Regions from separate parts of the Mus musculus genome. Here region 2 is linked to region 1. Evidence: chromatin loops called from intact Hi-C (ENCODE). Cell type or tissue: gastrocnemius. All regions are shown on one strand. Links, peaks and the distances in the headings refer to the core of each region. The heading gives the core; the rest is flanking DNA. Region 1 overlaps Plcb4 (phospholipase C, beta 4). Region 2 holds the start of Gm14210 (predicted gene 14210).

Evidence for each region. Hi-C counts contacts between places; a loop is a spot of excess contacts. Peaks named below come from ENCODE experiments on the same cell type or tissue, not always from the same donor. Only the 100,000 strongest peaks of a DNase experiment are listed, where the experiment ranks them.
Region 2: it touches region 1 in a loop (2.0-fold over the local background); 1 of 42 quality-filtered maps calls a loop at or near these places.

What each region holds. Positions count from the first base shown.
Region 1 is chr2:135,868,275-135,883,748 of GRCm38, forward strand. Plcb4 (phospholipase C, beta 4) reads left to right here. Exons shown (of 39, transcript NM_001355153.1): 4 at 9,109-9,207. The coding sequence starts at 9,124. Among named protein-coding and RNA genes, the nearest start is that of Gm14210, 63 kb to the left of the region's middle. In gastrocnemius, for the core only: no CTCF peak of the experiment used is centred there; a DNase peak (open chromatin) is centred at 7,462.
Region 2 is chr2:135,804,484-135,819,957 of GRCm38, forward strand. It overlaps Plcb4 (phospholipase C, beta 4), which reads left to right. Exons shown (of 39, transcript NM_001355153.1): 3 at 1,066-1,122. It overlaps Gm14210 (predicted gene 14210), which reads right to left and starts at 8,531. Exons shown (of 2, transcript NR_166432.1): 1 at 8,297-8,531; 2 at 7,462-7,816. In gastrocnemius, for the core only: no CTCF peak of the experiment used is centred there; a DNase peak (open chromatin) is centred at 6,481; H3K27ac peaks cover 1,036 bases.

The DNA.
Region 1 (15,474 bases), core at 4,096-12,095:
AGTTTTAGATGTTTAGTCTATTATCATCATGGTGGGAAGCAGGACATTATGTAGGCTGATTGATACTGGAGCAGTAATGGAGAGCTACATCTTGATCCATAGGGAGGTGGGAGAAAGGAGGGGCTCACACACACCTCCCCCCAAGTAACTAAATAAAATAATTTTAATTTGAAAGTTGTAAAGTAGAAACAACTTCCCTAAACACTTACGTGCCATGTACTTTCTTCTCACTCTCCTGATTTGCTTTTATCAGCTCCATCATTGAGTTTAATGTAAAACATTTGAAGGTTTGAAATGACACCATTTTGAACACACAAAGTGCTCTCCTGTGTGATTGAGGTTTATTTATGCTGTATGTCTTTAACTGAGACTGATTTTCCGGCCTTAGAATAATACCTTTGGGGCTATGAGCATGGCACAACTGTTATTTTCATATGTATTTTGTATATATATATTGTAGTTTCTCCATATATGGTCTGGACTCGGTTCCATTATGCATGGTCATGCATGGACCTCAGCTTTATTCTCATCCTATGACTCCTGTGTAATAAATAGCAGTGGCCTATTTATAAAACAGCTTAGCCAGTGTTTAACTACAAGGAATCTTGATTAAATTTAATAGTTCATTGTGTGTGTGTGTGTTTATTTTAATAAGAAAATAGTTTTTAAAAGAAAGGATCCTTTGAGTCTTTGAACTGGGGCCCGCCCCATCCACAGATTCTTCCCCGTGTTATGCAATCTTGTCTTGTCGTCTTCAGACTTAACACGTATTCATGCCTGAGGCAACCTTCAGGAAGATTATTCAAGGCAAGATAAAATAAAAACCTCTCCTTTGAAATACTCTGATAATTAAAGCAAAAGTTGAGCCTGTAAAGTAGTTTTTTTTTCCTTTTGAGAAGTTTGATTTATGTTGGTGACATTTTTATCTAAGTGGGTGAGAGCTAGTCCAAGGGCAAATGGATGGCAAGGCTGGGGAGGGGTAGACATAAGAGGCCTCTGAGGTTACCTCTTAAAGGGGTTAACAAAGCCACGCATCCCACTCAGATAAGGTCAGGGTGTCATTGTCTTTCACCAGGACTCAGGTGCCACTGTGAACTGTACACACTTGAGGGAGTGGGCTGAGGTGTGGGGCCTAGAAAATTGTGAGGGAGACATCCCACCTAGACATTATTGATAAGCCCAACCGGCCGCAGAGCAACATAGGGAATGGCAACTTGTTCTGCAGACTGCATCCCAGGCAAGCAGTGGGGTTTGTCCTTTGAGAAAGGAGCACTGGGACATTTGGAGACGCTGGAGGGAAGAGCAGGGACACGGAGAAAAGTTGCCTAAGTTTCACTTAGCAAATACTAATTTACTATACTAGTTCATCTTTAGGGTTGGTTGAGAGTTTGTCCAAAAGGAAAGATACTCGTTCGTCGTTTTTGATATCCAGGATATTGACATTATAACAGCAAATGCAGATCATTACAGTTCACTGTAGATGAAGTTCAGATTAACATGTTGCAATATGGTGTGTGGCAATGGAGCTCTATAGAGAAAGGGACACTTGTAGACTGCCAGTGAACGTTCAGGAGGCGATATGAGTCTGCTTCTGGAATTGTAACTGGCGATTAGCACCTCAATTAGCAGAGTCAAGAGAATTCTCCCATAGTTATGCCTACATAACTAATCTGCACAGTCGGACAGCAAGGATTTCCCTGGGTCATGCTGGAGTGTGTCAAGGCAACAATTAAAACTAAAGGTCACAGCTCCTTTTCCAGACCTAACCCTTAAAAAACGAAGCTTGGAAGAAATGCTTAAAGGGATTACCCAGTAACTTCAGGCCCTCAGTATTGACTACTGGTGTTGACAGCAAAGCAGCTGCCTGTACTCAGTCTCCATGTCTCTGCTTTCTCAGGCTGGGAAGAGGTACATTATTGACAGATTCTGTTCCTTACCTTCACTTTCATCCCTGATGCCCGTCTGGTTTCTCTCTCCTCTGGACCACCTCTTCCGTTAGTCAGATAAAGACTCGATCAGTTGTTCTCAATCTCTAGTTTATATCAGAGCCACCCTCCTAACTGGATATGCCTTGGCTTCTTGAGCCCCTCCCCCCAAGATTCTCATTTAGAAAAGATGAGTGGAGCCTGCAGTTATACATCTGTGATCACCACTGGTGATTACTGTATGGTGTTAGTTTCCTGGAAGGAAGAATTTATTTTGGTTCATGGCTTGGGAACATAACGTCCATCACGGTGAGAGAGGAAGATACTGTGGAGTTGCAGAAGCAGAATCATGTGGCAGGCATTCCTCAGATCTCAGCAGACCAGGAAGTAGAGAACAGGTAATATGTAGGACTTTTTCCCCGTTTTGGTCAGTCTGGCACTGACCAAGTTCATGTCACGTATTCCCTCCTCAGTGAAATCTCTCCAGAAACATTCTCAAAGACATACCCAGATGTTTCCAGTGTGATTACAAATTCAGTTATGTTGACAGTGACGATCAAACATGACAGTGCCCACCTCTGAGAAGCACTGATGTAAGAGAAGCCAAGAGAGCCTGAGCCCGCTTTGAACTTTGCCCATAGGATTCTAGTTTGAATCCCCACTTTGAGTATGCAGAACCAACTTCTGCCAGTTTGATGGGAAGAAACTGGAGCAGAGGCGAATGGTAACCGAAGCTGGTTTTCTTATTAACTCTCCCTTGATGTCAGTTATCTTTACAAGGACAACTTCCTCTCCCACCAAAAATTTCAGGTTAGAATATCTGGAAACAAGGACCAGAAGGACTTTTATATACTATGCTTGTAGCCTCTTCCCCAAACTGAAGGTTCTCCAAGTGCATGGGCATTTTGCTTTATGTTTCCTCACAACTTAATAGAAAACCCCACTGTGAGAGCAAGGAGGGCCCAACGTTCTGTATGGCTTACAGCTACTAGTAAGGGAGAAACTGTTTTGATGATTTTAATGGTAGGTATACACCAAATCTAAGAATTAAAAAAGTATCATGTAGTAAATCCATAAGATAGAAAGTTCCTCCTTCTTTTTTAAAGTTTTATTTAATATATATATATATATATACACACACACACACACACACACACACACACATACACACACTGCAGCTGTCATCAGACACATGCTAGAAGAGCGCATCGGATCCCATTACAGATGGTTGTGAGCCACCATGTGGTTGCTGGGAATTGAACTCAGGACCCCTGGAAGAACAGTCAGTGCTCTTAACCGCTGAGCTATCTCTCCAGCCCTCCTTCTTCTTTCATTATTAAGTTTTGTGCACTGAAGATAATTTTGTCTATGCTTTTACATGACTGGCATTATAATAAGTTTGTTTCCACTAATATCACCACAAACATATGAGTAATATGTGGTGTCCTGTCGATACGATGGCACCAAGTGATAGGACTCTATTACACTCCAAGGGGACTGCCATGTATACCAGCATGTATGTGCATGACTGTGTGTGGGCATTCTAACTGTTCTTACGTCTTTCCTTGTGTCACATTAAATACAAATTTCTTCATCTTCTGCAATGTATTAATATAAAAGGGATTTATATACAAATGACAATATTATTTCTGCAGTATAAAAATACTATTAAGCCAGATATGGGCCTAATATGTATTTTGGAGTACAAACCAGAGAAGGAAGTGTGCAATGGTATGGCATGAGTACTCCTGACCTCTGCAGAGAGCATTCTCCCTCAGCACTATGGCTCTCCAACGTAAGTGATCACGTGCATCTTTCAGAGGGACGGAGCTTCCAGGCAAGAAGTGATTAACAGTGGATAACGAGAGGAGAAATCCTCAGTCAGGAACAGCTACTCTAATACAGTTTCAGTCATTGAACCTGCTTAAGAGGATTTGGGAGGCCTAGCTATGTACTCAGATGGCATGCATGAGAAATGTTGCTGTCTTAACAACCAACATCCAAGCAATACGGGGGAATGCATCAGCTTCTTCTGGGAACAGTTACACTTTTGTTGTACTCTGTTTCTTTGAAAACCGGTCATCACAAACTGAATTATATTATATTGCTGGGCTCAGAACATGCCACTCTAACACTTGGTGTCCTGGCATACAGAGTCTATTAAGCTGAAATGCAGGATGATCACTTTCTGACTTTTTTCTTTGTCTATGAGAGACCCTCATATCCATAGGAAAGGGAGGAAGACACAGAGATGACAAGAAGCATGTGAACAAACAAAGTTTGATGAATGTGAGATTGTATCCCATTACTCAGCTATTACAGTTTCTTATATGGCTGTCCAATTAATAGGAAAGCTGTGTATAAAACATAATTTTGTCCCATTTCTATGAGTCTTTATTTCTGAGAATTTCATATCATATAATACTTACTAAATAAATTGATTATTACTTGAGCATAATCTGTCTTATGCTGTAGGAGTGTCAGTCATGAGACTTGTTTTGGGCAAAGAATGCTATTCCTGTGTCACTCCTGTAATAAACCATCGGCTGTTTACTGTATTCAGATCCTGCTGTTCTCTAATGCCCCAGATAACTCAGCATGGTTTCCACTCATGTTGGAAAGTCCTGATGTAACGAAGCCTGTAGTATGGTCATAAGGTTCACCTAATGCCTTTATAGAGACAGTTTTTGAAAATTGTATTTTCATCAAATTTTTAAATTATCCCATAAATAGAGTCACACTTTGACCATAACTCTGATCAGTTTTGAGCTGCAAGAGATGGAGATAAATACTGGCTTTTCCCCCCTTCTGTTCTCATTTTACTTCTGTGGGCTGTGTGTTTGGGAACTCTAAGAGATTACTTTGCATCAATTGCACTTCATCTGGATTCAACGTGGCAGAAGCCATAGGTTTTGAAGTACGAATCGAGAATCCATGACAGATCAATTCTGACACCACCGCAATCTGTTTTATTTCCAAAAGCAAGAGTAGCAGAGCCCCTCAGCCCCAGCTGGAGGAGCTTCCTCCTGCAGTGGCTGTCAGTCAGTGCAGAGCGGGTCAAAGTGAAGAATAAGTGACTCTGTGAGTTCAGCCCTAAAGGCGACATTCCAATCAACCAACCAGCCCTTTTCCCCACAAAGCTGAGGGAACGTTATGGAAGCAAAAGAATGTACTAACTAAGGGATGGGAAGGGCTGTTGTTAAATGTCGTCTTCTGAACACGAAATAACCACTGTAGCGATTAACTCTTATATACAGGTGATTGTGCATATAAGACCCGTAGAAGATCTAGCCACCCAGAGCTTTGGCATCAATTGGTTAAGGGTCGTACTCCTGGGGTCCCTCTAGCTCCTGAGGAAATATTGGTAGTTGGTAGCTTCTGGGCAAAGAAGAATCATTCTTTGAGGATATGGTCACTGACAAGGGTCCCCATGACAAGGGTGAGTAGCCCTACACGTTGCACATATTGGTAGCACTAATTGGACTTGATGGCTTATTAAAAAGAGAATAGGGAGGGAGGGGACATGGAATCTCTGTGGGGAAGTGTTGGGGAAAATCTTCAAAGAGTTGGAGGGGGAGGGATCCGGTAGATATGATCATATTTTCTTGTGCACATGTATAAAATTTTGAAGGAATATTTTTTTTAAATTAGAACATAGCTTTGTGAAATGTTAATGCAGGTTTCAGCACTGAGGAAGCCGTTGCTAGGTGCTGAATGACAAGTCCTTCCAGCCTGTGTGTGAGAGGCTTCCTGTAGACAGTGAAGAAATGAAAGCCTAGAAGTGGAGAGGAAACAGTTTACAGCCTTGCTTGTCATTTCTTACTGTTTGTTCTTGCCAAGAGCTCTGGTGGAAAATACAGAAACTTTAAGAACAGATTTTTATGAAAAGAAATAATTTGTTAAATGTCATCTTTCTTTCAGTTTAGAGAATGTTGTTTCCTAAACATAAAACCTGTGGTTAGTATACTTTTCTGTATTTTAAAATAGAAGGAAGTATTTTTTATCACTAAAAGTTTCATCACCAACTCTTAAGTAGTGCTTGTGTGTGTGTGTGTGTGTGTGTGTGTGTGTGTGTGTGTGTGTGTACTGTGTTAACTGCTTTCATTCCTGTGGTAAAAGAGAGGGAGGGAGGGAGGGAGGGAGGGAGGGAGGGAGGGAGGGAGGGAGGGAGGAAGGAAGGAAGGAAGGAAGGAAGGAAGGAAGGAAGGAAGGAAGGAAGGAAGGAAGTTAAAGCCAGAAAGATTTATTTTAGCTTACAGTTTCACTAAAACCTTTAGTCCAGCATCATTTGGCCAAGGGCTGTGAGTCTGTGGTGGGGCAGGGAGCACTCCGTGGGGAAGAGCAAAGAAGCCTAGAGAAGCAGATAAGTTGTCTAGTAGAACCCCTTCCAATCCAGTGAGCTATGAGTCTGTAAATCCATGAATAAAGTCAGAGGCCTGGGGATCAAAGCTTAGGGAGAAAGCCTCCCCCACACAAGCTTTTTAGGGACCTTTAACATCCAAACTCTGATAGCGTGGAACAGTTGGGATCAGACTGTTCTTCTATTTGCCTGACCACATGTTGGGAGTATTTATATTTGCTTGACAAAAGCTCTGGATATGTTTTAGGAACCCTTCCGCTTGGCCACTGTTAGGCAAACAGCCCTTCCTTTCCAGCCTGATTTTAATAAGTATAAGAGTATGTAAATGTGTAGTGTATTTAAGTGATTGCTTAGTTAAGGACCACAGACAGCCAATGTTTTTCTACCGTAAATGGCACAATAGTATTTTTGTCCACAGGCTTTGCATACATTGAGTTAGAATCAATCCTTGGTAAAATTGCCATTGGTGAGGGGCCTTTCAAGGGCATAAAAGTTAATTACAAAATTCTTTTTCCCCCAAAGTATACAGGAATACTCTTATCCTCAACTTTCGACACTGCTGCTCTTTGCCATTCTTAGGCCTGCACTCCATAGGTGGTTTTTTTGTTTTGTTTTTTTGGTTTTGGTGTTTTTTTGAAAAGGCTATTTAATGGCTTGATGAAGATGGAGATACTTTTAGCAAATGGAGAGATTATTACTAATGACATGTCAGTGTCAAATTGGATTCTAGCTTGAAGTAAAACAAGGCATTTGAGAGTTCAGGGTGGCCGTAGTCTGTTTTACAAACATCACAGGTTCTTTAGAGGTTCAAGCAATTAACTCACTTTGGTTACTGGAAATTCCATGGCAATTTCTTATCTCTGAAAGATAATTTTGGGTGTTTTTTTGTCTTGAGTTTTAGGGGTTATGCTGTGCTGTGTGGTTGTCAGGGCATCTTCTTGGCTGGTGCACACACCCTTGACTATTTAGCTTCTTTGGGTCCTCCTGGTTGCAGGTTTCTCAACATCTTCTTTATTTAGATGGCGCTTTCTGCCATCTCGGATGAAGGAGCCCATCCAGGACTCCCCTCCTGGCTCTTCCCTCCCATGTTCTCTGCAGTCTTGGAAGAGTGTCCTCTGGTTACCCGTGTAAAACAATCTGTCCAGTTGTGTAAGACGCAGACAATGGGCCCATGTAAAACCCGCTGGCTGCCTTCCAGTAGCTGCTCTATGTGTGTACACTGGAAAGGCTGCCTCATTGTCTCAGCTCTTTGATGGTCATTCCCTTGAAATCCCCATCCTCCTCAGGTGGTTCCTTTCCCTTGGGTCCTCTGTAGTGAGGTAATGCCTTTCTAGCAGGTGGAGGAGGGAAAGGAGAAAGTTTAAAGCTTCCGGTTTAAGTAGGTAAGGACTTCCAAGGCAAGCTGTGAATTTAAATGGAAGAACTTTGGCATGGACCATAATCTTTTAGCTGCTTGGGCAATTTGAGGTGATTACAAAAAGATGGCAGTCCCCTTCCCATCTTTCAAGAGGTAACTTCATTAATACTCTGAGTTTCTCTAAACTGAGTTGAATTATTAAGCATACCTTTATTTGCTTCTTATTTTAAAAATCAGTTGATTGGGTCAACATTTTCTGGTGCTATGGTCTTTGTCTTCACTGTGTCATTCATATAAAGTAATTTGGTTGCTGCCCCTAGTGCTCCAGGAAGTATTTCAGAGAACAGCACTCCCTCCAACTTAAAATCCAACAAATTTGGGATACTTTTCTGCCATTTTCCCAAAATGCCTTATTCCTTGGTTTGATCCCTAGATCTCTAAACAACATTAAGCCAGACATGGCTTCCACCATCATTGCTGAGAGGCTATGATCCTTTAGTCCCTGTGTTCCTTCAGGTGCCACAGTCCCCAGAGGCCTAGGTGTACGTAGGCCATGTGGATGGAAGGAGTACTCAGGTGGGACATGAATATTTCAGTAGTGAAGAAGGTAGAAAGGCAGAAATCCAACCCCCTTCTGAGTGCTTAAGTCTGAGTACTTGTGTCAATCCTGGCAGAATCAGAGTTAAACCAGTGAAAGACAACATAGATGGTTAGAAACTCTCTTTTCATGTTTGATATGAACATTTTATTTTAGATGTCTCTGCTATTCCTTTCAAAGTTAAGCCAAAGGTAAAAAGTACAAGGGGTAGTTGACATGAGTTAGAACATCCTAGAACACATGATATACTACAGAGAACTCCATGCCTCTTTACATACACTTTGGCAAACCCATGAAGTTACTATATTGGATCCTTTTGAGTTTCTTCCAAGCCCTCTCCTTCCTCTTCCTTTTCTCCATAGCCAGGGTCTTTCTTTGTTGTCATGGATGGCCTTGAACTCCCATCTCAGCAATTCAAGTAGTGCGAATTCTAAGTGTGCCACTGTTTCTGCCTTGCCATATTGTGTTTTATTTAAAAGTTAATTTGCCTGTCTGTGGTTATAGGGGTTGAACACAAGGCCTCACACATGCTAAGCATACAACATTTCTGAGTCTTACCGCACCATAGTGATATTGGTTTTTGGTATGTCATGCTGACAGCGGCTTCCTGTGTGTGCTTGCTGAGGTGATCCATGGGCCTATTTCTCTCTGCAGATATTACACAGTATATGAAGTGTTTCTCCAGGTTTAGAGACAAAGAGGAAAAGTTTTGGGGTCCGATGATGGGAAGACATAAGAAGGAAGATGACCTACGGACCTCTATGGACTTCTCTCACATGTTTAAAGAATATCAACATAAAATGTCTGAGCTCTGATAATCACTTGCACCTTAATTTTGTACACTAATAAGACATTTGTTCTTCTCCAGGTCTTGAATACCATCATGGCCAAACCTTACGAATTTAACTGGCAGAAGGAAGTGCCCTCTTTCTTGCAAGAAGGAGCAGTTTTTGACAGATACGAAGAGGTAACAGTGCCGTTAACTTTTTTCCCCTCTCAAAACACTCTAAAAAGTTATCTAATTTTGATCAGAGTGCTGAATGTTCTTTCACACAAGTAACATCTTTGAGGCTTATAAAATTGCAATGGCAGAGGGTGAAGAATGGGGTAGAATGATAATATACTGTCAGTGAGTTGTTGAATGATCACCACGTGCCCGATAAAATGATAGCAATGCTGGGTGTCATTTATTAAGTGACCGCCTTGTGACAGGCTGACTTCTCAATGAGTGCCTTATTTCATTCCATATGTTGTATTTCATTCACCGATGAGCTCCTTATAAGGTGTTTGCTATCATTGTGATTTTACAGATAGGGCTCATGTAGGAACAGTTTGGGTTAATGCCGTGCTTTTGGCAAGCTTTCCTCGTAAACCTTTCTATTCTCCGTGTGTAGCAGTGCTTGGGCTTGGTGCTAGTTTATTTGCTTGTTTCATTTGTGCAGACTGTTATGACCAAAGCTTTGCACACCTCTGCTTCTGTGGCTTTTTGTTCACACCTTTGCAAAATATCGGTGGCTCCAGGCTTTCTGTAGAGCCAGGAATTGAGCCATCAATGAGCTAGAAGGGATGGAAGGGTGAGCCTTACCTTGAAGACTTGAATTGGAGATGACCTGGGGAAAGGTTTAGGATGAAAGTGGACTTTTCTCTAAGGCACAGGGAAAGCTAAAATGAATTCTCTTACAGCTGGAGATGATTCCTTTAGAACCAAGGAGTGTTGGGGCGGATATGCAGCCCCCTGAGGCTGAGAGTGTCCTTAAGTAGAGACTGCCTTTGCCCAGGAACTTGGTTGTGCTGGCTAACTTGACTTGCTCTTCGCAGCATGTATCTTGTTATAAGAGTCACATTTCCAAGAAATCAAATTGAAAGAGCAAATGATGAACCAAAATGCCATCATTGTTTCTTACCTTGACTTCGGGTGTTAAAGTGATAGTATTCGCATGTTTGTAACTTGACCACAAAAGGAGTAAGTGTTTTGTACTGTAAGATGAATCAAAGCAATATCCTACCACCAGAAGCTAGATTGCCTGGCAGTTTTCTTCTAGCCTTTTTATTTTGTTTCATTTTGTGTTTTATTTCTCCCTTGTAGTTGAGATCATGGAATACATTTTTAAAACCCAAGCTTTCCATAATTCATCTCTTCTCTGCTTCCACAATTTTATCTCCCACTAGTTTTTCTCATGCACCCTCCATGGTAATCATAGCCAATCTCTCGTGGACTCTTTTCTCCTCCTGAGGTACACTTGTTCCCGGGGTTTAATGAGCAAGCTCCTGCTCAGCCTTCAGGACTCAGATGAGGAATCTTCCCTGGTCAGGCATCTCCTTGACCTCTGCAGTAGTCCATAACTCTCTTGTGCCACCGGAAGTCTTCCTTCGTGGGGTTTACCTCCATCACACTTTTTAATCATGTTTCTACCTTTTGAAAAGTAGTCTGCATTCCCAGAGCCCACGGGCTAGGCTTTACTTATTTTTCTCTTCCCAGGTACCAGTACAATGCACTTCACTGTCAAGCTCATTGTAATGCTTAGCATTGCATAAAACCATGTCTGGCTGGTTATTATTTTCTTCCTTTCTTCTTTGGAGCTAGTGCTTCAGCCTGGAGCCTCAAAAGGGCTGAACATGTGACCTATAACTGAAATTTACCCCAACATTTTTTCCTTGATAATTGAGATTAGAATAAGATGATAGTCCTTGAAGCTCACATGCAATCAGAGTTTCTACAGACTCAAATTATTAGGGTAAACAATATGAAATACATATCATCTAAACAGCTTATAGTTTCAACTCTTTTGTACAGAGAGTAAGTCATGTAAATGGCTATATTTACATCACACAATGTGGCATAGAAAGCCAGGGCCTAACTGTTCTATTCAAGGCTTCCTTCTGATCACCTGATCTAGGTTGGCTACCACTGACCAGGATGGCAACGCGGGTGACAGAATTTACTGTCTGTTCTCTCTCACTGATAGGCAGTAGGGAAAAAATCCTAAGGGTTTATGTAATGTGTTTGAAACAAGGCTAGGAGCCTAGGGAAGATGCAGATGGAGAGTTGGAGATCATGGGAAGTGTTCGTATGCTCTGTGGGGAGTAGACACTCATGGTGGAGTGAGATTAGCAAGCGGCTGTGGTTGAGGGAATGCTAGTAAACTGAAGGGTTCAGCAAGCAAGCCCTGACAGTTTCTATTCTCCCGTGTCCCTCCATCTTCCTCGATCAGGAAACTCTTTTCGCAGGGCCTCTCTTTATGCCATGTCACATACATTTGTGTAGCCTGCTTCTGGAAAAGTGGGAGAGGGGAAGTATTGGAAGTTGAGACTGACTTTCCAAAGTCTACCACCGTGTCAAATGGCAAGGGGTCGTATTTTGGAGCAGTATGTTGTTCCAACCCCATCAGTACCAAGGTTCTGTAGTGTGGGCTAGTGTGAGACATCACACTTCTTGACTGCTCGAGTGACCCGAATGATTTTCAGATTTCTAAGGCGATTTTCCAGCCTCAGATAATCTGTAAGATAGCTTAAAAATATTACTTGTTTTCCCATAAATCAGAGAGGTCACCCGAAAGAGACCCAATGTGATATCTAGCAGAGTTTTATCTTTCTTAGTGCTAGGTAAGCAAAAGCATTTGTCTTGGGAAACAAAGTGCCACGAGGTTCGAGGATGGAGGAGCTGAAGCTTTTGTGCCCCTTTGACCCTTGTGATGGCCTTCTTGGCTTCTGAATCATAACAACTCACTCCTATTTAGAAAATCCTAGTTTCTTCTGCTTCTCTAGGCATGCACACTCCCCCAGCCTGGAGGGAAGAAACACCAAACACATGTGAAACTCAGACCAGCCAGGCTTCATTGTCCTCACTGTGATTTCATGGGGAAGCGCAGTGAGAGACAAAACAAAGAATTTCAACTTTATAGAGTAAACAGAGCGCTTTCCTAAGAACACATCAAACCAGGAAGCCAAATCATGTTTCAGGCTGGATGGCAGCCAATTTTTCTTACCATTTTCCAATTCTATAAGATGCAGTATTTTGGAGCCATGGCCATTAAAGTGCACACTTGTAAAAAGTGTAACCGGAAAAGGCTTCCTTCTCCAGTTTGTACATAAACAACCCTGAGACGTGACAGCTGACTGCTGGTGGGAAGTAGGAGAACTAAAGAAAAGGAAAGCCAGGCGTCTAGCAACATCATAACATAGGGGCTGACGTGTGAAGGAGCATGCATGGTTTCTGCTCCAGATAACAGCTGTCACATCTGCAACAATAGATTAACTTCCACATGGTCAGGGAAAAAATGTTAAATAACTACTAAGGGGTTTACCCCCCCCAAATAATTGTCAATATATATATATTGCATTGATGCATTGTTTTTATGTATCTGTATTCCTAAAGAGGTTTTTTTGTTGTTGTTTTTTGTTTTTGTTTTTTGAGGCTACGGAAATTTCAAAGGTTCACTTTGCAATAGCATTTGTAATAACATCCAATTCTATTGTCATTATACTTCTATTAAAATATCTACCTAGTGGTTCTATTAAAAGATTAAAGGTAGCATACCCCTTTATTCCCAGCACTTGGGAGGCAGAAGCAAGCAATTTCTGTGAGAGTTCAAGGTTAGCCTGATCTATGAGCCTGGTCTGCACGCAGAGAGAAACCCTGTTTTGAAAACAAAACAAAACCCCCTGTATTCCTTCCTAATTTGACTTATAAGTTACTTACGTACAAAATATATTTTGTTGACAAAAAAAATGTTTAATATTAAGTGCCTAAAGAACTCCTCTTTCAGAAGAGAAGGGCAGCAGTGCTTTGCAGATGCGCACAGCTCAGATGTCTCCTTGTCTTTCACAGCACTCCTTTCCATGGGCTTCTGGGTTGTATGTATCTCTCACCATCCCTCAGTGCTCTCTCCCACTTTCTAGAAGGTACCTCCCCATTTCCAACCTCCAGTTCCTTCCGATGCCACTCCACACTACTTTGCTTCTAAAACCCCGTCTCACACCCAATCTCAGCAACACATGAGTATTGTGTGTTTGCAAATGACTGACTAAAGCTGTGGCAGCAGCAGATGAGGGTGACAGCACTTCACAGTAGAACCCACAGCCCTCGGGAGGAAGTTCCCTTGCCCAAACCCTTCTCTTTTGCCCCAGTCTGCCACCCAGGTGCATGCCTGCCTTTAAATTATTTTAACCATTTGTTTATGTGTGTGGGGGGGCGGGGGGCATGTGCACTTGTGTAGAGGTCAGAGGACAACTTGCTGGATTTGGTTCTCTCCTGGAAACTTTTGGGGGCCAAGGATTAAACTGAGGCTGTCAAGCTTGGTGTCAGTTGCCCTTTTCCTCTGATTCACCCCCCCCCCACACACACACACACCCTTGATATAATGTAGTTATTCTTCTAGAGTCTTTGTTCAGTTTGCTCTCTTCATCTTTTACATATATGTTTCTCAATTACTTCAAAAGATAAAATTCCCCATGTCAACCAAGGAGATGAAGGTCTGGTCTCCTCACATCTGGAAGTAACCCCTCCTTACAGACTTCTGTGCCCTTTCACCTCGCATTAGCTTGTAGCCCAGATCCCTGCTTAAATGAGCGGAGTTACCACGGGAAGAGCCTTGCCATTCCCTCTGCTCCTTGTCTGCTGCCTTAAGCGGGCATTCTTCTACTGAACCTGTGTGCCGAATCTGCTCAGAAGCCATGACAGCAGCTACTAACCCAGCATGGATATCCCAGGCTTGCTGTGTGTCTAATGGGATTCAAGAGCTGAGTGTTATTGTATTTTAGTTAATTTCAACTTACATAACTACCTTCTTAGGGTGCATGACTATCATTGGCCTATATATGCAGTTATCTCAATCTACAACCAGATTTGAAAACACCTTGCTCCTGTTTCACAGCCAAGAAATCCCTTAGTTCCCTGCATCTGAGTCCCCTAATTCTTTACAGCCACTTCTTCCTAGGAACATCCAGAACAGGGGTTTAAATGAGAGCAGTCAGTCTCTTGCCAGAGCCTAGTCCCTTCCCCATATCCAAACACCCAAACTTCCTTAATCTGTCTTTGTTATGCTGGTGTCAATAGACAAAAATCACACTGGTCTAGATTAAGGCTCTTCACTGTTTTATTCCCCCCCCCCCCATCAACTTATGTATTCAATATCCAGCCCACCTCTCCTCCTAGCCCTGGGTCCTACAATCCTCCCCTGATTATCCCCTTTCCCTTCACCTCTGGGAAGGGGGAATCCCCTCTCCTGCGTATCCCCCTATCCTGGCACATCAAGTCTCTGCAGGACTAGGCACATCCTCTCCCACTGAGGCCAGACAAGGCAGCCCAGTTAGGGGAACAGGGATTCACAGTCAGGAAACAGATTCAGGGGCAGCCCCACTCCAGTTGTTGGGGAACCCACATGAAGACCAAGCTGTATGTCTGCTACATTTGTTAGGGGATAGGGGGACTAGGTCTAGCCTGTGCTAGTTCTTTGGTTGTTGGGTCAGTCTCTGGGAGCTCCCACGGGTCCAGGTTAGTTGCTCCTGTTGGTCTCCCTATCTTCACTGTTTTAATCTCTCCCTTTTCCTCTCTGTATTTCTCCCTCAGCCTTGGCAAGTGCTCCCCCACTGAGCTGTGTTCTTGGCCTGGCTGTAGTTTAACTGTAGAGTCAAGCAACACTTCATTCCATGTTTCAAAGGCACTGAGCCTTGTAGGAAAGGCTGCCTTTGCAGACCAAAAAGGGCCAAAGAAAGCAGCAACAGAAAAGACAAAAGCATTGGGCATTCCAGTTACTTCCTTGTAAGGATGAAAAAGTGGTTGCTTACCGTAACACTGCTTCAGGTCACATTTTCACATGAGGAAAAGTTCAGAAACCAGCTTGCCAGGGCAAGCTGGCGATGGCCCATCTCTCTTGGATTCTGGGAAGGTGTGATAGCACAGAGTTGCATTTGGTAAGGTGCAAAGTTGTCATGACGGACACCATTTTGCTTTTTTTTTTGTCTGTTGGGCCCTGAACAGGTTTGGTTTGCATATTGCCTCCAAACCCCTTCGACATGCACAGAAGGGGAGGCAGCTTGTAGCAACAGCTGCTGCCAGGCCAGGCGAACTGAAGCAGCAGTTGCAAGGGCCAGAGGCAGAAGAAAGGGAAGGCACAGACAAGGGGGCCAGGCTTCCTTGTGGAGCAAAGCATTCAATTTAGGAAATGTCCTGGAAGCCCACAGAGCAAAACCTTTTCAAAAGATTCCCAAAGGAACTATTTTGGTTTAAACATAT
Region 2 (15,474 bases), core at 2,737-10,736, 65 kb before region 1:
AGTACTGCTCATTTCGCTGTGCATGTCCTGCTCAGCCTGCTTTCTCGGAGCACACAGGACCACCTACCTGCCCAGGGTGGCCCCACTCACAGCGAGCTGGCTTCGTCCATATCAGTCATCAGTCAAGCAAATACACCACAGGCGTTCCCGTGGGCTGATCTGGTGGAAGCGTTTTCTCGGTTGAGTTTTCGTCCCCAAATCATTTTCATTTGTTGGCTGGATTCAAGTTGACTGATTGAAGTTGGCATAAAAGTAGCCAGCACAGTCATGATTCGATTCATGCTTCGTCTGGCTTTACAGAAATGGATGGTCAGGGTATCAAATTCAGACTGTCATACATGCCAATTTCCAGATCTTGATCACCTGTCTCCCTATCTATACCTGTTTTCCATGTGCCAGAGGGCTTCCTTTTACTCCCATGTACTTCTGATACCTCCTAGAACTTTTTTTCTGTTAAGAATTGGAAACTTAGCAGAACCAAGACTTAAATACCAAACCCAGGTTTGATGCAAACAGCCTAATATTAGAGAAAATATGGAAACACAAGAGAAAAACATTTCTTTGCTTATAGTTGCAATTCACTGTAAATCTGCAAATACAATTCCATTGTGAATCTGTTCGGTTCAGCACTTTACTCCCGGGAAATATTTCTTCAGGTGACAGTTCACTTCAGGACATTTGAAAGAGTTCTTGAAGTTCCAGATCATGGAAGGTCATTTTCCTATTTACCAGGAAAATATTGTGCAATTATTTCTGAATATCTTAGATAGCCTTGCTGTTCAATGGCTCCTTAATTACTAAGTTAAGTGTTTGGTGGGAGATAGCACTGTTGCAGACCATGTGTAAACCAGGTAGCATGTAGCAGTAAACGTCTCTAGTTTGATGACTTGTAACCTTCATTGTTACCAAATCTAGCATCATTAGTAATTTAATATATCCTCCTGCCTCCTGATGTGCCTGAAGTGATACATACTAGATTTCCATTCTGAAATCCGTGGGTGCTTATGTACGCAAGAACTCTGAAAGGACTTCACTGACTTTTGTCTGCCCCTGCTTTCTTTGCAGGGACTGTGCAGGATTTGATCGGGTAGACCTCCCTTGCTTGCTGCTCCCAGCTGCCTGGTGAGTACCTACCTTGTAACGCCCCCCCCCCCCCGGGTGGGGGAATCTACATGCAGTGTCTGTTAAAGGTGGTGCGTGGCTGTTTTCCTAGGTGTGGTAAAGAGGCAAGCAGAATCCCCTGGGGTTTCTGTGTGCCATCTTACGAGTTCTGCTGTTGACTCTGCCGGCCACTAGCCTCTCACTCGTGTTCTTGCTGATTGTGGCCGTGCTGCCTGGCCACGGAGTGAAAAGCTTTGTAACGGTTTAAGCCTGGTACAGGTTTTGTTAGTAGATTCCCACCTTCATGAGAACTCACAGCTCTGCCCATCCACAAGGATAAGGCAGCTGCCTGTGGGAGTGATGCCAGGTAATCCCTTCCATTCCTGTCTAACTTTCCCATAAATCCTTCATGAAGCGCTCCAGCAGTCAGAACTCTCTGTATGGCCGGTTTGTGTTACTTCCAAATGTATACTAGGCAGTGCTCTAAGGTAGCACCAGATCCCAGCCAAAGATGAGAGACTACCTCCTTCTGATCTCTTCATCAAGTTGCTGTTTTATAATTGTTCTTACAAGATCGCACTGTTTGCCCTTTCTTCCTTTAAGAGATAAGAAGCCATATGTCAGTGATTCCCATGGACCAGCGACTTCCCTGCTACTCATAATAGCTGCATTCTGAGTACAGGGCTTCTCCTATCACTCTTCCCATGCCAGGTGCGTCATTATCTCCTGGCACTGACCCTGGCTGGTTGTCTTCCGGCCTCTCTGTGAGGGCAAGGAAGAATTGCATAACCCAATCCGTCTCGCAATGGCCAGTCTTTAATGATATAAGAAGATCAAGAAAGTAGATTTATTATTGTATGCTCCTACCTATTTTTAGTCCAGTGTACTATATTTTACCACCCCCTGAAGGGTGACTCATAAGCTTGTCTTCGTAGGCACTGTCCAGTTAAGGATGCTGAGTAATTTTAGAGACTTTGAATCAGTATAGATAGATACATCATTTGCTTTCTACCCTGTTTTCATTATATCTTTCTGGATTGTCCACTTTTCCCATACTTACTTACATTGTCTCATAGTTGCATCATCCTCAAATGGGTCATTTTTTTTATTAGCTTTATAATGATGAAGGCATCAGTGTTTCATGAATATAGATAGTTGTGTCAAGAATCACAGCAGCACCAGAATGGAGGATTGGTTCGTTACATATTCTAAACTCAAGGAGAAATGCTTTTTGTGGCATGTGGTATAAGTCCTGGCATTTGATGAGAAAGAGGCTTGGGTGTCCTTAGGCCTTAGTTAGAACAGCAGGCACCCTGGGGTCTTCTTCCTTCCCCATCTTTGTAATGCCCGATTGGATTTGGCTACCTGGCTGATATCATTGTGTGACTCTTGCCCTCATGTCCAAAGAGAATTCTTTTATATCCTACCCTCTCCGCCCTAGGAGCTCCTAAAAGTAAAAACATTTGGTCTCACTTAAGCACCACTCAGTAGATAGATCCTATGAATTATGACTCCTTGAAAATGTGGAATAAAATCCAGCTCTTTGTATAATATATGGGAGAAAGTATCTAGGACCTTTAGGACCTGGAGTCAGAGCATTGCTGGTTTTGTTTTGGGATTTTGCTTAAGGTCCTCTGGTTCCAACAGTGAGTGTTTCAGACAGCACACTAGTCCAAGTGTTTTTTAGTCTCTTTCATGTCCACAATGCACATTCACAGTGCATTGTAGTTCTTATGGTGGTGTGCTTTAAATTGTGTTTATTTGTGCTACATTGAACTTAGCTTATTACCAGTGTTAGTCAATAAATTTTAAACATCGATACAGTTTGGGCTTGGAGAAATTGCTCAGTGGTTAAGAATGCTGACTGCTCTTTCTGAGGATCCTGAGTTCAATTCCTAGCACCTACAATGCAGCTCACGACTGTCTGTAACTTCAGTTCCTGGGGAAATGAAGCCCTCTTCTGATCACTTCAGGGACCAGGCGTACAAGTGGTGCACAGACATACATGCAGACAAAAATCCCGTACATATTTAAAAAAGATTACACAGTGAACACGATAATTATTTTTAGGCAATTTGCCCTCATTTTTATGTTGTTAAACATTCATGTCTAACCAAACCAAAGATGATTTTCAAATTTGGAAAATGAAAATAAACCTTGCTAGACTTCTTTCTTATGGGATTTCAGTTCAGAATAATCACTAAAATATGGCTCTTAAAAAAAACTAGTGTTTGGGGTACATTGTTTCTTTTTGAATTATTTCAAGTTGTTTTCATTAAATATTAATTGTATGAAGAGTTCCTAATGTAATGTATGTGCTTCACCAATGTCTCTGTCTCTTCTCCTTCCCCACCTCCTCTTGTCCTCCTCCCTTTCCTTATTGAACTGTTCTATGCTATCCTGATTTCTTTCAGAACTGGACTATGTTGCCTTGGCTGTTGGCATCTTTGTCTTTTTTTTTCTTTATCTTTATCTATTTTTAACATATATTGTAATGCAAATGTTCTTCAGGAGTAAGATCTGGTCGCTTATTAGATGGTTGAGTTGCTTTTATTCCAAACTCTTGCTTATTAAAGCTGCTATGGTGCATAGGGAAGTAAGAACAGCCATGGAATTCTATGGTTTCACATTTTCAGAGCATAGTATTCAGGTCAGGCTTCTTAAGCTGAGACTGGGTATGGTGGCACATGAACATGGGATGCTGTGGTGGTGGTGGTAGGAGGAGGGAGAGAAGGAGGAGGAGGAGGAGGCGGTGGCTATGGCAAGAGTTCAAGGCCAGCCTGAAGTAGATGGCAATACCCCACATCAAAAACAAATCATGACAGCAACATATGGAATTTGAAGATTTCTCCAGGAGTGGTTTGTTAATCAGGTCGCTCAGCAGACACTGTTGAGTGGAGGTGGAACAGGGTGCCTGTGCAGCCCTATAGGGGAATGGAGTTGGAGCTCTGAGCTCCTCAGCCCAGCGCTCAGGAGATGCTGCTTCACTGCAGGCAGCTGAGCTGGGTGTTTCCCTTTTCCATCAACCTTCGGCTGCAGGCAACACTCTGCTGTCTGCCACTGCCAGAGAAGATGCTCCAGTGGTGGAAGGAGCCTCCACTTAAAAAGTTTAATCATGTTCTCCATCTCTCCCATTCTTTCCCATCGAGAGTGAAGCACTTTCAGAAACTATACCCATTATTTCCCAGTGGAAGTTAAACACTCTCAGAAACTATGTGAAGTGCATTTTCTTCCCTTGAGAATGTAGTATACTATCCCTTCAAATCCCTAAGTCCACAAATGATTGCAGTGTTGAAAGACACATAGATATTTTTCAGCTATCAGAATTAGGAAAATTTAATATTTCAAATTCTTTAAATCATTGTTGCACTGTGTAATGACTTCAGTGCTTTGAAAAAAGAGATAAAGATACCATGTGATATTATGATTGGAAACTGTTCTTTCCAGAAACAAGTTCAAATTTGATATTACCACCTCCACCTGCTACACCTCTACCACCTTTACCACCACCACCGCCTACTCTACTTCCACCTCTACCACCACCTCCATCCACCACCACCATCACCACCACCTTCACCACCACCATCACCACTACCTCCTCCACTACCTCCTTCATTACCTCATCCTCTATCACCTCCACCCCCACTACCTCTACCACCACCATCACCACCACCTCGTCCACCTCCTCCATCTCCTCTCCCACCACTACCAACACCACCAACTCCACCACCACACCTCCACCACCTTCACTACCACTGTCATTCTATCACTGAGCCAACATCCCCAGCCTGACTTAATTATCTCTTGTTCTTATCTCTTTTATTCATCCTTTGAAAACATTTTCACAAACGTTTTTAGGAACCACATGCATTTCCTGGGGAACCTTCGGTTTTAAAATGACTCAAAAGTTTATTTATGTCCACCTGAGCTCTGAGATCAGTGCTGCCCATGTGAGCTATACATGCCAATATAAAAGAAACAGAGAATATCGACCAAAGCTGAAGGCTGGGTTGACTGGTAGGTTAAATTAAGATGAATGACATATTATGCTAAAATAGCCAAATTATTATTTGACATTCAATCAGTATAAAGATGTCATACTTTAAAAAAAAAACAACTGTACATCTTGTGTGTGTGTGTGTGTATGTTTGTGTGTGTGTGTATGTGTGTGTTGTTTGCATGGTGCATTTCCACACACTGGTGCACTTTTATGCAAGTGTGCCTACATTTTTATGTATATGTATGTATAGCCTAGAGGGCAACCTAATTATCAGGCTATCCGTGTTTTCCAGGGGACAGAATCTCTCACTGAACCTAAAGTTTGCTGAGCAGGCCAGGATGGCTGGCCACTAAGCCCCTCTGAATCCACTTGTCTTGATCTTCTAGTGTTGGGGATTCCAAATCTATTCCACCAGTGCTACATATTTATGTAGGTTCTAGGGATTGAACTCAGGTCCTTGGGTTTGCAAAGCTAGCACTTTACCAATTGAGCCATCTTCCCAGCCTTACTTTTTTGTTTGTTTGTTTGTTTGTTTGTTTTAATAGCAAATCTCAGCTCAGAATAGTGAAATTTTAAGAGTTCAGGAAGTAACATTTGGTTTTCATGGGCCAATGTGCACAGTACAGCTTTACAGTGGTATACAAACCTCTAGTAAAAGGCTTTACTATTTTTATAAAACTGTTGGCTGGGCTGGGGACTCTCGCAGCTTGGAACCCCATTCAGTAAGAGTCAGGCAGCACTACTGTCCAGCTGAAGTGAGCTGGATCAGAGTCTTTTTGAGAGCCTGACAGGAAAGAGCTGGAGGTAAAAAAAAAAATTGTATTTTGCAGGTGTGATGTTACTGATAACCTTCGGGGTATAATATTCTAGGATTAATTTTTGGTAGAACGTGAGTTGCATATAGAAATGCTAATGAAAATACTAACAGTGTTTTGAGACGGAAAACATATGTTTGTGATCTAGGTAGGTGGAAGGTTCTAGAAGAATTTTCATACTTGTAGGTAGACATATTTAATAACAGTGTTCACTAGAATGCAGGAAAGCTAAGGAGTGACCAAATTCTGGGGAGCTTTTTAGTTCATAAGGTAAGATATCACCACAATCCAGAATTTATTGGGTTATGATCCAGTTATCAATTGCTTTATAACAAAATGTGGGGTTTTGCAATAGCAAGAGTCACTAACTCTTTGATACCTCCTTTTTGTGGTCCACAGTTGGGAAAGGATCTGATTGTGTCCTGTGTCTCATGCAGTACACTTGGCTGCTGACATTGGTGCAGGAGGCTGGGGCAGCCATGGTCTGGCTGAGAATCTCTCTTGTCACGCAGCCTATTTTTTCCCCCTCTAGGATTGTCTGTTCATGAGCAACTGTAGGATTTGGCTTGACTCAGCGCTGGGGTGATTTTTCCAGCTGACAGAGGCACTGTCACTTTATGACTTGGCCTTGGACCTGATGCCTCATGGCTTCCGTCAGGGGCCCTTTGCAGCCCTGCTGTGCACATCTCGCCCCTCTCGTCATGCTCTGGGAATGTGCTCACATTCTTCCAGAACTCTTAGTTCCATACGACAGCTCTCTCCTTCTCTGTTGCCCATTAACTTAGGCCAGGTGGTCCTTAACAAAATCTCAAGTTGCTTAGCTCTTAAATGGCCAACCCTGTCCCTCCATTTTCCTTCCATTCCTCTTCCTTTTACTTTCAGAGTTCTTCTCAAGCCGTGGCCATAGCCCAGACCTTTCCCTTCATGTAGTGATATGTTGAGGAATTGAAAAAAATACAAGAAAACATAGCACAATGAAAGGGAGGGCAGATTTCTCATTCCTTACTTCTCATACTAAAAGGACATACGCTTGTCACCCATGTGTCTTCTTGAGAGGACAGAATTCTTCTAGCCAGACACTGGGTTTCTCTTTCTGTCTTCCCAGTGAAGCTTCTTCTTGCTCTAGTGATGGTTCTCCTTGTCCACCCTTCCCAGGCTCACGGGATGGAGAGGAAAGGGGCAGGAAGTAGACTGTGACCTTCGACTTTTTGCTGACAGGAGCCAAGGTCCGCATTGTGTCAGTTTCTGTGTCTCTGATTTCATAGGACTTCCTGTCCTCTAGAGTGTCATCTTCACACTAGGTACAATGTGGGCACTCCCTTGCTCCTTCCGGCTCCCCTTTGCAAAGTCACCATGTCTCTTAGAAATGATTAAAATGCCAACTGTATTAGCCTTTAAGTAAAGTGCCCTCAGCTCTGGAACTTATTATTCTGAAATGCATGAATGGGCTAGATAGTCATTAAAGTGGGTAGGATAAAATGTTAATCATAGACTCGTGTTGGCAGGTACATGCTATACCTGTGCACTGTAAGAATGTATGAACTGTTTAGAGAAGAACTTGTGTTTATTTTAAACTGAAACCTTGCAGAAGAGAAACATTAACCAGAATTACAGAAGGATACATTTGAAAACAAAATGTCAGTTTTATACTGCAGTACAGGCTTAAGCTTGTTCTGCCTCTCACTTAAGCATGTGAGACACTATTATGCACATTGTGATTTATTCAAATTCCAGTTCCCTCTTAAGCTTTGAAGAAACAGGAAGAGTCCAGGAAAGTTCTGTGGACTTTTAGCTCTTGCACCTACAGCTGGTAGGTATCTTAGGCAGCTTTCACCCGATGCTCATGAGATGCTGGTGTTGAAGTCCCTGGGAAGGGGTTGCTCAGTGGTCCTGGAAGAGCCTGTTATTCCAAAGAAACAATTCTTTGTTCTGTTACCCATTTTGCACTTTTCCATTTTAAATTGGATATTCAGAATCTTTTCTACCCTGAAGTCTATATTGACCAATTGGTGAACTGTTAACCTGTCTTTGAATTTCTGAAAAATATGAGGAAAATGTAGTTCAGTAGGAAAGCACTTGCCCAGCACGGACAAGCTCTTGGTTCCATCTTTAGCACCGTAAAAATAAAATGAAACCGGGGATTAGAACTGTTGCTCAACAACTGAACACTTGTATAATGCCTTGACTCTCTAGTGAGAGTCACACACTCACACTCACACACACACACACACACACACACACACACACACAGAAATAATAAAAGTATAAAATAAACACGAAATTCAACAGAAATTTTCTTAATACTTTCTTTTCTTTTTGTGGAGGACATGTCAAGGGAATGCTTAAGCAGGTAGAAATGGTTGCCTTGGAAAGCCCTTACCTGCTTCTCCATAGTTAACAGAACAGCGGATGCCCCGTCTTTGCTGTCCTCAGGTGGGAAGAGGCGGCTTGCCCAGCACTGTGGATTGGAATAAACTCTGCCGGGACAGAAACCACCGATGACCTTGGACTTCCACACCTGGAACATCAGCTGCTTCCTTCCTTTGCATATTTTGTGGTTTGTCTGGAGAGTCAGGTGTCATCAGGGCAGAGAGAAGCAGTTGGAGGACAACTCCAGTGGCTTCCTGTGACAGTGTGACATGTGACAGTGTGACCTCCTGGACCTTCTAGAGAACTGGTGACTTTGCAGCAAGGACTCAGTTAGCTAGGCCAGAGCAGCCATGTGGCAAATAGGAAATCCATGTAGCGCGAATATGTTTCATAACAGTGCTCTGGAATTTGGAGAGATCCAGTACTTCTTTTTTTTTTTTTTTGCAATGGGACATGTGAACGTGTCCTTATTGAACTTTGTGGAAAACCAGAACTGAAACATACTTTCCTAGTGCAATTAAGTTTACTGAGAAACTAGTGATGTTGAACTTGTCACCGGGAGAGAATCTGTCAGGAACCAGCAAAAGAATGTGACTGGTGAATGTGGACCTTGTTTGGCCTGTGCACAGTACCACTCTTTTCAGCATCTTCGGAGGTACCGGTGTGAGATGGTGCTTGTAGGACCTGCCGTAGAGTGAATACTGAGATTCTCCACTCTGTTTGTCTCGTCTTTCACTCCTCTTGTTTTCCATATATAATAGGCCACCTCAGTGGCTCAGGACTCACTTCTAACGAGCTCCGTATTTGCCCTCTCTGTAGCTATCTGCCCTTTCTTCTGTTCACGTAAAGCATCTGTAAAGAAAAGGCCCTAAGGAGCAAGGGGTACCTGTTCTCCTCAGCCTGGTGCTCCTTTCTGTCCCAGTGACGATGCTCTGCCTTCTGGGACTCTGCACACTGGCAATTCTGTGCTCTAGCCTATACACAGATGCTCCTCTCTTGTAACCAAGACCATCCTTCTTTCCAGTCCACCTCCTTTTCATGTGCTCCCCTTCTGCTGGTATCCTCCCGCAATCATTAGCACTGGCACACCCACCCTTCCATGGGGTTCACTTCTGCCGATCCATCTGGAAAACCTGGGCTGCTCTGCCTCATCGTTTCCTCTTTCTGCTTTCTTTACAATTCGGTGAAATTCAGATTATAAAAACTGACCTTTGATCCGAACAGTTCACAGTTTTACATAACGGCCACCTCCACCTAGTTCCAACTCTCTTCATCTCTCCCAGAGAAAACCCCTGCCATCAAGCACTCGCTAGGTCCCGCTCCTTTCCTTCGGCCATTTCCCAGCCACCATAGAACTAAACTTTCCCAGGAGAGAAACCACCAATGAGCTTGGACTTCCACATCTGGAGCATCAGCTGCTTTCTTCTTTGCATATCTCCTGGCTTGTCTGGAGAGTCGGGTGTCATCAGGGCAGAAGGAAACAGCTGGCCTTGTTGCTCTGTGAATGTACCCACTTAGGACATTTTCTATTACTAGGCTCACACAGTATGGAACCTCTTGTGCCTGCCGTCTTTTGTTAGACACGACGACTTAGATTTCACTCAAATGCTTACGAGCACTTGAACTTCATTCCTTCACATATATCTAAACGACAATGTCCATCAGATGTGAGTGCTTTGTCTGTTCATCCATTGATAGGCATGGTCTGTTCTATCTTTGGGCTGTTGTATCGATGAGTCCCCGTTTGAGTTCTGTAAAATATCTACTCAGGGATGAAATTAAATGTAAACATTTAGCTCTCTGAGGTGCTAGAGTGCTTTCTCACAGTACCTGCTTAATTTACATTTTTTTTTAACCAGCAGACATGAAATTTACAATCTGCTTGCTGTCCTTGACAACAGATGTTGACCTTTTTTTTTTTTTAAAGTGTAGTCAACCAAGTAGGTATAAAACTGTACCCCATCATGGTTGTAATCCTTTCTTTCCTTTTAAAGGCAGGGTCTTTTGTACCACATCTGACCTCAAACCCACTGTGTAGCTCAGGGATGGCCTTGAACTTCTAATCCTTCTGTCTTCACTTCCTGTGTGCTGGGATTTCAGGCATACACTGATCTGAACAGTTTGTGCAAGGCAGGCCAGCGTCCCCACCCTGTTTTTTAATCTTTATTCCTACCTGCCTAGTCGTATCCTTCATCCTTTCACTTGTTTCTTACTATTACTTAGACAAGTGCCCTATTTCTACCCCTGCCTATTTCAAGTGGTCTGTTTGCCCTTTGGTTGTTGAGTTAGGTGTAGATGTTCTGGATGTGACTGGAAGAGCCTTTCTTCTGTTTTGCTGGTTGCATTTCCATGTGTTTGAAAATATCATTTTGGTGAACAAAGGTTTTTTGGGTTTTTTTGGGTTTCATTTTTATCAGCTAAGGTTTGTCTTTTATTTCATTGATTCTTCATTGTCATATTCTGGATCTACTAATGCCCGGTTGCCATGTATGAATCTTAAGCTCATGAAAATTTACTGTAAGCTCCCCTCTGTTTTCTTCCAGGTAAAATGGTCATTTGCTGGTAGTTTGTGGTATATCTCGGTCATGGATCCGATCTGGATGGAATATGAGGCACTAGGATCCAGCAGCATTCACTTGCTTCGGGATGCCAAGTCCCAGGGTCTTTGTTGAGTAACCTTCTTTGATCTTTGTATCACTGTCAAGGACTAACTTGGCTCAGCAGCAATGCGTCTCTCAATTGTGTTCTGTTGTTTCATATTCCTATTCTTTTGCTGTGCCACACCATTTTGGTTACTATATCTTTTTAGCAGTTTTGAATTCTGAAAATGTGAATCTCCTGGTTGCAAGTTTTTATAGTGCAGTTTTTGCTCCTTGTGCCTGTTCTTGCTTCTGTTTCTGTCATTATTTGTTCTTTTCTGATTCAGCTGCAGCTGCCCCACAGTTTTCTGGTACATGTGGGATATCACAAGCATACTGCAGACTAAAAGGTTTCTCTAGAAACCTTGACAAAATCTATGTGAGTGTTTCTAGAGCCAAAACTAGCTCCTACCTGCTGGTTTTAAGCTGCACATTAGAAATCTAAGAGCCCCTGTTCTAGTGGCCTTTTGCGAAGAAGACTCCCCTTCCCTTTTGCCATGACAACCAGATATTGTGACTTGTGCATGTTCCAAATATATTAGTTGTCATCTTCACTGACATAAATACTATTTGAAAACCCCTCTGTTTTGTAAAACCAAGCTGTGGTACAGGCATTAAATCAGGAAGAAGTTAGACTTGTGGAACACAGTGAGGAAGGAGGCTGCTGGTTTCGTTGGAATCAATTGCTAGCATGAGTCACACTTGTTTCCAGAATATTTAACCTCTGCTTTGTTCCTTTGAGCATTGCAGGGACTATGTGGGATTTTCCTTTCTGAAGAACTTGCAGCCGTGAATTACCCAGTAACTGCTCTTTAAGCATTTCCAGGTGCTCCTTTAAGTCCTCATGTCATGGAAGATGAACAATTGCTCCTGATTGATTGGAGGAAACTGCTATAACCCCTGGACATTAGGACAGTGCGAATGTTTATGCTTCTTGCTGAAATGCAGTTAGAAGACACATAGGGTACTGGGGAGCTGGGTTGGTTGGTGTAGTGCCTGATGTACAACATGAGGACCTTAGTTAGGATCCCCACCACACGTGTAAAGCTGGGAACTGACGATTACCCTTGCAACCTTGGGACTGGGGCTGGGGATTGTGTAGACAAGAGAATCCATGGAACTTGGTGGCCAGCCATTCAATGTTTTTTGAATGACCTGTCTGAAAAAATAAAGTAGAAGGTAATAGAAGGCACCTGACATTAAGGTCCGGCCTCCACACTTGTGCTCACATGGGCACACACAGGAAAATGTATATATGCATATTCCACACACAAATACACAGCTAAAAGGCGTAGTCTCCCCACTGCTTCTGAGTGTGTGTGTGTTTGTATATCTCTTCTCTCTCTCTCTCTCTCTCTCTCTCTCTCTCTCTCTCTCTCTCTCTGTGTGTGTGTGTGTGTGTGTGTGTGTGTGTCTTTATCAGGTGATGGTAAAGTGTGTCAAAGGGATTGAACAAGGCTGTAATTGCTGGGTCATGGTGCTGCATTTCGAGTATAGCATCTATAATACACATCTACAATCCACACATACAGATGTGTCCATCCATTTAGAAAGAACAACCTAGGTTTCTCACAGACCTTATATCAGGCAGTACAAAGTGTCCGTGATCAATAAGGGGAATTTGAGATGGAAAAGGACAAATACTGAAGATTTCTAGAAGCCTCTTTTAAGCTGGATCTTTCCCTCATTAAGTATTCAGTGTTAGAAACAGCAATCAAGAATACCCAAGAAAATCATTCGGGCTGATCACACTGCAGACTTGGCCCATCATTTAGGCAGCATCGTTTCCATTAAAACCAGATTTGGAGAATTCTCTAACAGAAGTGTCAGAAGTGCTTTTTGTCTATAAGGCATTCTGCCCCCATGGTTGTGGCAGCTGGTAAAGTTAACAAGTCAATTTCCACATTTGATGCCGTGTTTAGTTATCAAGGGCAGATTGTGGTTCATAGCTTATGTATTTCAACCTAACAAATCTGACTCTGAGAGAGCAGTGGCGAAAGTAGCTGATTGGTTTTGTGTGGAGCAAGCCCTGCATGAGACAGCGTGGATACGGTCAGGAAAAGAAAAGGGAACGTGAGATTAAAAGAAAGCATTATATGGGTATGGCAGCAGGTAGTTTAAAAAATGTATATGTTACATCAATGTTATATATGTGTATATATATAATATATATGTTTTATGTGATATATATGATATATATATATAAATGTGATATATATCATGTGTCATATATACATATATCACATATATAATGTGTAAAGTTCTCCAACTTTGTTTTGATAAAAGTATAATTCTATATTTAAATTTTTTACTATATTAAAAAAAGGAGAAAAGAATAAGAGAAGGGAAAGACTATCTTTAGTCGTGAGGACTATCTGCTCTGCTTATAGCCTGAAAATTTGATTGGACTGTTTGCTTTCCAGTTGTTTAAAAGAACAATCTGAGAGGAAACTTGGCTTGTCATTCACTTATTTGCTGTCAGGGCTGCATGTCACTTAGCAAGAACAATGTCTTTTCTTTGAGCATCAAAGAGTTTGTTAATTCCCAGATGTCACTTATACCCTCAGAGTGCAAGAGACAGTGATTATATTGTCAAAAGCTTGTGGTGCTAAAATGGAAAGCATATTTTGGTTTACTTCTTAGCCAAATTATAGTCTTCTTAGAATGAATAAAAATGGCTTTATTTTGATTATGCAGAAATGACTCTTAGATTTCATTTTCTTAATGGCTTAATAGTAAGCACCATGACACTTGACCTAGAGAAAAGTATTTTCCTGTCCATTAATGTTTTATAAATGGTTGCCTTTTATGTTTGTGTCTATTGTTTACCCCTCCATTTTGTAAATGTGTTTTGAATGTTCACCACGTGCCTGGCAAGGCTCTAAGCCCACATTTGGGGTGACAACATAGTGCAGCATACATAGGGGATTAATTTGCATTTGGGGCCAAACACTATGAAGGTTACTTTAAAACTGAACCCAAGATGATGAACAGCTAAGAATAAAATAATGATAGGCAGAATTTTTTAGACAGAGGGAAGGGCATGTACAATGGTCATAGTAGACATGAACGTCTTAGTGTGATCATAGTGCTCAGAGGAAGGGACATGGAGAGCACAGGCTGATGAGGTCTAAGTTGGGCATTAGTCAGCCTCATGTTCCTTGCTAGATTTGGGTTAGGGCTACTTTTTTGTTGTTGATCTTCCTTGTTTGTTTATTTTAAGAACAAGAACTCTCTTGACCGACATGGTCAGCTTTTTGCTTTAGTACCTCACCCTTGTCGTGGTAAATTAATTGGGAATATAGAACTGAAGAAAGGAGTGGAAACAGAAAATCCAGTTAGGAAGCTGTTGTCAGTGAGAATAGAGAGAGTTTAGGCAGGTTTTTTGAACTAACTTGAAATCAGTGGATAAAGTAAACAGGGAAGGTAATGGCAAAAAAGGCATCGGGATGGCTCTTAGGCACAAAAGTGAGCAATGGCTGAGAAATGTGTGGGGATTCGGAAGTCTAGAGGGAAAATAGAGACTCTGCATGAGCATTGATGCTTAATGCTTTTGTTAAGTATGCAGGTGGAAATGTCAAGTAAACAATTATGTCTGGGACCAGGAGCAGTTGGATACATGAGAGCCAGGGATGAAGATGTGGGTAATGGAAATAGAGATGGTATTTAATGCTTTGGGGCCACATGTGACCACCTAGCAAGGGAAAATACACAGTGAATGGTCACTTGAAGACACAGAGGTCAAGATTGAGGACAGTGACTGATGGAGATGGAAAAAGGGAAACAGAGGCATTATCACCAAAGAAGTTTTCCAGGAGGAGAGAGCAGTTCACTGGGTCAACTGCCCATTGGTTGGTAGAGACAAAAAGGTAACCCTTGTGTCTCACAACACGAATGTCACTGTTGTTCCTGACGAGAAGAAGGATTTCTGATCAGTGTAGTCTGAGAGAAAAGAAAGGTGAAGAATCCTAGTCTGTGCCTGTTGCCTTTCTAAGAAAGAAGCTAAGAGGCAATTTTGTTATTCACAGGGACACAGGAAAGAGAGGCAAGGGCGTTGAGGTCATCTGGGGAAACCGAGTGAACATACTGAACATGGATTTTGGTACCATGTTTAAGTGTTCTCTTTTAGGTTGTGGTGAGGGATGAAGGCTTGCATGCCCATGTGGCTGTGAGATTTTCTCTAGCTTAGATTAATTCAATGGCCATCGTCAGTCAGTTAACACCCTGTCCCCAAACCCAAAACCTACATTGTACAGAATTAGTAATTGGTCATGATGGAGAGAATGAGGCAAGGAAAGGAGGAGTAGCCCCATGGACAGTGCAGCAGAGGCAGGGGATGTGGACCCTAGGGCACAGTGAAAGAGCATCATGTCTCAGGGGAGAGTCAGCACAGTTGGCACACTTAATACAGAAACCTAAATTCTGAAAAGAGTCAATATCTAAAACTTTTCAAGCACTGTCATGATGTAATTGGGAAATTCCAGACCTGGCCTCATGTGACGGATTGCATTCAGAATGCTGGCGTCCAATTACGTCATACATGTTCACA